Regions from separate parts of the Homo sapiens genome. Here region 2 is linked to region 1. A link is a loop called in an ENCODE intact Hi-C map of the cell type or tissue named here. Cell type or tissue: GM12878. All regions are shown on one strand.

Evidence for each region. A loop is a pair of places that touch in the nucleus more often than their neighbours do. Peaks named below come from ENCODE experiments on the same cell type or tissue, not always from the same donor. Only the 100,000 strongest peaks of a DNase experiment are listed, where the experiment ranks them.
Region 2: it touches region 1 in a loop (2.1-fold over the local background); 5 of 110 quality-filtered maps call a loop at or near these places.

Annotation. Positions count from the first base shown.
Region 1 is chr12:79,994,994-79,998,993 of GRCh38, reverse strand. No RefSeq gene overlaps it. Among named protein-coding and RNA genes, the nearest start is that of PPP1R12A-AS1, 62 kb to the right of the region's middle. In GM12878, no CTCF peak of the experiment used is centred here; a DNase peak (open chromatin) is centred at 1,653.
Region 2 is chr12:80,177,005-80,181,004 of GRCh38, reverse strand. All of the region lies in intron 1 of OTOGL (otogelin like), which reads right to left. Among named protein-coding and RNA genes, the nearest start is that of OTOGL, 79 kb to the right of the region's middle. RefSeq lists a silencer at 1,887-1,946. In GM12878, no CTCF peak of the experiment used is centred here; a DNase peak (open chromatin) is centred at 1,964; H3K4me3 peaks cover 404 bases.

The sequences.
Region 1 (4,000 bases):
ATTGAGAACTCTAACAGTCCTATTTGAAAAATACAAAGATCTGGAAACTAGTATTTGCTTTGGATACAAGAAAAACATGTAGAGTAACACTGTTTCAGCAAGATTATCTCCAAGTGACAGTATCAAATATGGAAGGACTGAGAAAGTTATATTTTCAACTTTTCTGAAAAGGAAAGCCTCATAAAAAGAAGAAAGGCGCACATTGTTGCCATTTCCATGTATGTTTCTTCACCTCAAATAACCTACTGTTACTGTTTATACTTAAACTGAAAGGCCCATCTATTATGCCCAAGTCTGAAGCTTAACCTCCTCTATACTTCATGCAGACAAAACTTCTGCTGATCTCATTTGGCTCCCTAGACAATATACAACCATCCAGGAGTCATCCACAATTCCAAACAAAGGATTATTTGCTCAGGAGCAAACCAAGGGGCCATAATTCCACATCTACAAGGGGCTTATGGGGAGTAATTTAGGTGTAATGGGGAATAGAAATTAGCCGGGTGTGATGGCATGTGCCTGTAGTTCCAGCTATTGGGGAGGCTGAGGCAGGATAATCGCTTGAACCCAGGAGGTGGAGGTTGCAGTGAGCCGAGATTGCACCACTGCACTCCAGCTTGGGCAACAGAGTGAGACTCCGTCTCAAAAAAAAGAAAAAAGAAAGAAAAAAGAAAAAGAAAGAAATGTGCTCTTAAAACATTTTTGCTTGGAATATACAATTAAAGAACATTTAGATACTATGAAGTCCCTCAAACGTTTTAAAGTCTAAATATAAAAATGTTCTCATAAGTCTAACCACTAGTAGCAAAAGAGGCAATTCCAACATATTGTATATATTGATATTTTAAAAATATTATATTACTTAAAGAATGTAAATAATATGGTGATTTAACACTACCATCATTCATTTTTCTAAATGTCAATAAGTTGCTCTTTAATAGTCCCTTTTGCTCCTTGAATTCATGTTTCCTTTTCACTCCCTCACAGAATTGTACGTTAATATATTTTTGTGCTTACACCCTCACATTGATCACCTTCATCATATTTCTTTGCAATAAAACTATGTATATAAATTGAAATTATGTAAATAGGTTTTTCTCTATGATCTCAATGGTCTAAGTGTTTCATTAAAAATCATCTGGTTATTATATGTATTAGCCATAAATCATTGCAAATATCATAAAGTATTGTACATTTACAGTATTATAAGATTGGAGATGGGAGAGAGGTAGTAGACCTTTCGAAGTTTAGTGGGACAAGGGCAATTGTGAAAGGGAAGACAATAAAGAAGTACAATGGCTCTTGACCATGGGGAAATTCTCAGGCAGTTCAATTTTTGAAATAATAAACATGAAAGTTAAAGTTATATGTGTCCAAGTGCTCCCCTGGGAATAATTCTTGTAACCCAAGAATGTGCATATTTTGTTTTGAAGATCTTTGGACTGGCTGAATTTACTTAAGGCTCTATTTGAATAGTAAGAACACTCCTTTTAAATTGTTAGTCCCAGTGGAAAAATTAAAAATTGTAAAAGATGCCTTATTGAACACTTATGAGAATCTGTTTGAAAACATTATTATTTTTATTTGGACTTGCTGGGGAGAGAGCTGGTAGTAAAGAGGAACTGAAACTATCTTCCTGCCACATCTATTCCTCATAGCCACCGCTTGTCATTACTTTCATTTGTACTGCAGAAGCAATTGGTTCTTTCAACCTTCTGGGGGCCCTAAATTGCTCAATGATTAGTCTTCTCTTAGGAAAGTTGTATTCTCTTTCATCTTTGTTTGCAACTGGACTCAATCCATATCTGTTTTGAAAACTTTACTGAAAGAAGTAAAGAAGCAGCCAATACATTCCAACATCTTGAATTTTTTTTAACCTTTTCTTTTAAAGCTATGGCTTCCAAGAGCATTTGGTCTGCTTTCCAAGTTATTGTGGATGACAGCTTTCCAAATATTTTTCCACAGTATAATAAATGTGGACAGCCTTCCAGATGATATTAACTGTGTTCTTGTACCCACTGCCTGGCCACTCAGTCAGTGCCCATTTTTAGGTTACCAAAACCTGTCATTTTTAGGATACAGGTTCACTTGCTATAATAAAACCCCAAAATAACAGTGGTTTAAGCAAAATAGTTTATTTTCATGTAACAATCCAAGTTTAAGCAAAACTTGGCTGGAAGAGCAGCTCCTTGATATTGGGGCCCAGGCTTCTGTCATCTTGTTGTTCTACTGTCCTAAGTAGTTGCCCATGTCAAAAAATGTTCAACACCACATCCACATCCCAGGTAACAGGAAAGAGAAAAGATAAATTGAAGGACATATCTCTCCCTTTTAAAGACATGACCAGGGCCAGGTGTGGTGGCTCACGCCTATAATGCTAGCACTTTGGGAAGCTGAGGTGGGTGGATCACCTGGGGTCAGGAGTTCAAGACAGCCTGGCCAACATGGTGAAACCCCATCTCTACTAAAAATTACAAATATTAGCCAGGCATGGTGGCAAGCACCTGTAATCCCAGCTACTCAGGAGGCTGAGGCAGGAGAATCGCTTGAACCTGGAGGGTGGGGGCTGCAGCAAGCCGAGATGGCACCATTGCACTCTAGCCTAGGAGACAGAGCAAGATTCCATCTCAAAACAAACAAAAAAACAAACAAAAAATGACCAGAAGTTGCATACATTACTTATGTTCATATCCATTCGCAAATGTTTGATCATATAGCCACACCTACCTGCAAGGAAGGCTGAGAAATGTCATTTGGTAGGTGGCCATGTGTCCCAGCTAAAAATTTGACTGACTACATACATGGAAAGGGAGAGGGATTGTATATTGTGGGACAAATAGCTGACTCTATTTGCTACAATGTCTGTCAGACAAAGGTCTAATATCCAGATTCTACAAGGAACTTAAGCAAATTTACAAGAAGAAAACAAGCAACCCCATTGAAAAATAGGCAAATGATATGAACAGACAATTTTCAAAAGAAGACATACATGTGGCCAAGAAACATGTGAAAAAAAGCTCAACATTCCTTATTATTAGAGAAATGCAAATCGAAACCACAATGAGATACCATCTCACACAAGCCAGAATGGCAATTATTAAAAAGTCAAGAAACAACAAATGCTCGAAAAATGCGAGCTTGTGGAAGATTAGGAACGTTTTTACACTGTTGGTGGGAACGTAAATTAGTTCAACCATTGTGAAAGACAGTGTGGCAATTCCTCAAAGATTTAGAACTGGAAATACCATTTGACCCAGCAATCTCATTACTGAGTATATACCCAAAGGAATACAAATCACTCTATTTTAAAGATATATGCACACGTATGTTCCCTGCAGCACTATTCACAATAGCAAAGATGGGGAATCAACCCAAATGCCCATCAATGGTAGACTGGATAAAGAAAATGTGGCACATATACACCATGGAATACTATGCAGCCATAAAAAGGAATGAGATCATGTCCTTTGCAGGGACACAGATGAAGCTGGAAATGATCATCCTCATCAAACTAACACAAGAACAGAAAACCAAACACCGCTTGTTCTCACTTACAAGTGGGAGCTTAACAATGAGAACACATGCACACAGGGAGGGGAACAACACACACGGGGGCTAGTTGGGGGAGGGTGGGGAAGGGGAAGGAGAGCATAAGGAAAAAGAGCTAATCCATGCTGGGCTTAATACCTAGGTGATGGGTTGGTTGATAGGTGCAGCAAACCACCATGGCACACATTTACCTATGTAACAAACCTTCATACCCTGCACGTGTACCCCAGAACTTAAAAATAAAATAAAAAATGCCTGCCAGAAATATTGTATGTTTTACCTATATAATGCCCAAAAAATCATTTGGACTCCTCTAAGTTACTGCAATCACAATAGCTGTCACTTCTTAGGGGCTTGTGATATTATCTGTTCAGTGATATTTCTTTCTGACAAGGCTGAGAATTACTCCTCAAATAATAATTCAGTATAGCGTGAGGTGGTTATATATCAT
Region 2 (4,000 bases), 180 kb before region 1:
CAAACCCATATGCCTCACCTTAACCACCAGAACTACTGCCTTGTCTAAATTCCCCATAGTTACAGCATACTGATAACTCTTCCTCCAAGGGCATTCATTTGACACACTCATTCAGGAAATACAGATCCTCACAAAGAGGTTCACAAAAAGGGGATGGATCATTGACCCATACATAACCTTATACAAGCTCATGGCACCTTGGTTTAATTCCTGAAAATTATTTGGTAAACTACCCCCTCCTTGACACTGTCAGGGCCACTCCATCCTTGACACTGGCAAAAAAAACATTATTGGCCCTCTCAGTACCTACAACACTAAAACAAGCTGAACACCTTTTAGGTCTTTTGGATTTTGAAGGTAATATATTCCTCATTTTAAAATTTAAGCCCATTTACACGATTTCTCACAAACTGACCCACCTTAAATGGGGCTTCCACAACAAAAGGCTCCTTTCTCTGTTTAAGTACAATAGCACTGCCCTTAGTGTTCCCCCACAGACTCCTTCACTGCAGAGGCCTTTGCAAACTCCTCTCATACCTGTTAGAGTTTATGGACCACATATGACATGATGGCCAAAAGTTGCCCATGGGCTTTTGATATTAAAAATTGCTCTCCTCAGCTACATGCTAAATACCACTGGAGGGGAAGTCACTTGCCACATACTAGGTCATCCTAGGCCCAGAGCCTATGATCCTCCATATCCAGATGGCCATTATGCCTTGGAATATGAAAGTAGCAACCTGCAGATTCATCTAGGCCCAGAGCCTATGACCCTCCATATCCAGATGGCCATTATGCCTTGGAATATGAAAGTAGCAACCTGCAGATTCATCTAGGCCCAGAGCCTATGACCCTCCATATCCAGATGGCCATTATGCCTTGGAATATGAAAGTAGCAATCTGCAGGTTCATCGTGGCCACCAAGGCCTCCTTACTAAAATAGTAATAGCACTTGTAGGATAAAACCAAACCTTGATACAGCTTAGACTACATCTTCTGGCATATCCCACCTGCAGGATACAGTGGCTTCTTTTGTCTTCGATCTTTGTCAAACTCCATAGTTCTGGAGGAGGTCACTCCTCCTCTCACGGAGTGTTTGGCTACCTATGGGTCCCCTTGAGAACAACTGAGTGAACAGCAAAAGGAGTTTGTATATTTCATGGATAGCAGCACCACCAATACATGATGGATGCTCACTGTAGAGCTGCTGCTTCAACCAGGATGTCCCAAGTCAAGGACAGGCAAAATTGTCCAAGAGTGAGCAAAACTGGCCAAACTTCATGCAGTCATCTAAGCACTGAATGCCCTGGCCACATTTTTTCAGGCTCTCAAGCCAACACCAATGGTCTGTCCAACTAGTCCATCAATGATTCCTTATTCAAAGATGCCTCCATTAGGGTAAAGAACCCTGGGAATCTCTTGCCTTAAAGGTCTTACATGTCTCTGCACATACTAAAGCCATGACATAAGTCCTCATTATAACACTCTTTATCCCCTTTGGAGTTTGAAACATTACTTGAAGTGACCAAGGCGTTTAATTTTAGGTTCCTTATTTTTTTTAAAAGGTATTTAAGAAGTTTTCACCTCCATTAGTGCCCTCAGGCTACAGGCCTTATAGAAAGCCATAATGACTGATTTACATAAGATCAAATTCAGTTTAATGAAGCATGGCCCATTTTCTTTCATCAGTCAACATCAGGAGTGAGTTATAATTAAGAGCCTGACTCTATTTCTAATGTTTGTCTGCTGATGACTTTCAAGTGTCACCATTTGCCCTTCTCCTGTCCCACATGTGAGCACACTAATAAGAAAGCTCGAGTATTCCTTCCTTTGGCCCCAGCAGGAAGTTCAGACCACATAAGCCTGCTCCAGTGAGATGTCACTTTACCCCAGCCCCCACCGCCCCCATCACAATAAAAACCAAGCCAGTCTCCTTTCCCCTGCTTTCACAAACTATTTTCAGACCTGCCTGAGAGCCTGCCTTACTCTTCTTAGAAAGCTTCAATGTGTCAGTAATAAACCACAACAGTTTCAATATTATATTCCGATTCTCTACTGAGCTTGGAGTCTTACCTAAAACTTCTACCTCAAAAGCAATAATTAAAATGAAAGAGTCCTTAATTTCCACACTAGGCAGTGAGAAGTAGCTTTCAAAATACAAATGTACAAATGGCAAAAGATAAGGATAAAAGAACGATTTATAAAGTTAAATATTCCTTCTGGCTCTGGTAGTTAGGGTACCAGAGACCAGATTTAACTCCCCAGTTGGAACAACTAAAAACCTGTACAAAATATATGAAACATACTCAGATACTGTACATCAGGCAACACAGGACAGTGATAACTGAGAGAGGACAAACTGTGTGGTAAGCATTTTGATTGTCCCAGCTTACTGCTTGTGTAGGGAGAGAGCACCCAGGTATAGCCCGTAATCTCTCTAAGTTAAGGAGACAGGACTGAGAGGCAGGGAAGGCCAAGGCATCTAGAGTTTATATGGAAAAGTACTAAAAAATAGAGAACTACAGAAAGATCTGCAAAAGGTGCCTCTTGAGTATTCATTTGAGTATTGATTTGTGCATGTTTGGAAGTACATAATACCTGAGGTTGGCCAAAACAAAAGCAAAACCAAAAATACCATATAAAAGGCTGGGCACAGTGGCTCATGCCTGTAATCCCAGCACTTTGGGAGGTCGAGGCAGGCGGATCACTTGAGGTCAGGAGTTTGAGACCAGCCTAGCCAACATGGTGAAACCCCATCTCTACTAAAAATACAAAAATTAGCCGGGCATGGTGGTAGGTGTCTGTAATCCCAGCTACTTGGGTGGCTGAGGCAGGAGAATCACTTGAACCCAGGAGGCAGAGGCTGCAGCGAGCCGAGATCACACCACTGCACTCCAGCCTGGATGACAGAGACTCTGTCTCAAAAAAAAAAAAAAAAAAAAAGAAAGAAAGAAAGAAAGAAAAGAATAGAATAGAAAAAACAGAAAAAAACTAAAAGAATTGAGAGAACAATCTCCAAAACTCATATAAGGCTAGAAATAACTCATGTTTCTGTAAGACACAATGAAAAATCTTGTAATTCATAGGGCATCAGCTGGAATATTCAGAAGAGTATTACTGCAGTAGTGGAGAAAATTAGCCCTAGACTAAAGGTTGCTCTGATTCATCCTAACAAGCTTAAAAGCAACCTCAAAAGGACAAATATAATATGTGTAAGACCTGTACACTGAAAACTTCAAAACATTGTTGTAAAAAAATTAAAGACCTAAAGAAATGGAGGTATATACCATATTCTTGGATCAGAAGACTGAATATTGTTTAGATATAATTTCCCCCAAAATTGATCTATAGATTAAATGTCATCCCAAACACAATCTTACTGGCTTTTTTGTAGAAATGCAAAAGACATAAGATCACCAAAACAACTTTCATTTAAAAAAAAGGATAAAGTTAAAGATTTGCAATCTTGATTTCAAGATTTATTATAAAGTTAAAATCATTCACACAGTATGGTATTTGTGTTAAGGCAGACAATGAGATCAATAAAATGAAATAAAGAATCAAGAGATATATCATACATATATGGTCTATTAGTTTTCAAAAAAGGTGCTGAGGCAATTCAATGGGGCAAGGATAATCTCTTTAACAAATGGTGTTGTAGCAACTGGATAGCCATGTGATTAAGAAATGACAACCACCCCCTTACAACCTATACAAATGTTAACTTGAAACGGGTCGTGGACCTTAAATTAATAGCTAAAATTTCTAGAACACTTAGGAGAAAATCTTCATTCCCTTGGTTTTTGCAAAGATTTCTTAAATATAAAAAGACATGAACTATAAAATTATATTTTATTTCATCAAATTTTAATACTCTTTAACATTGAGAGGAAACATTTGAAAAACATTTCTGAAAAAGGCCTTTGATCTATATAAACAATATATATAAACAATTTTTACAACTCAATAAGATAAACAACCCAGTTTTTAAAATAGGAAA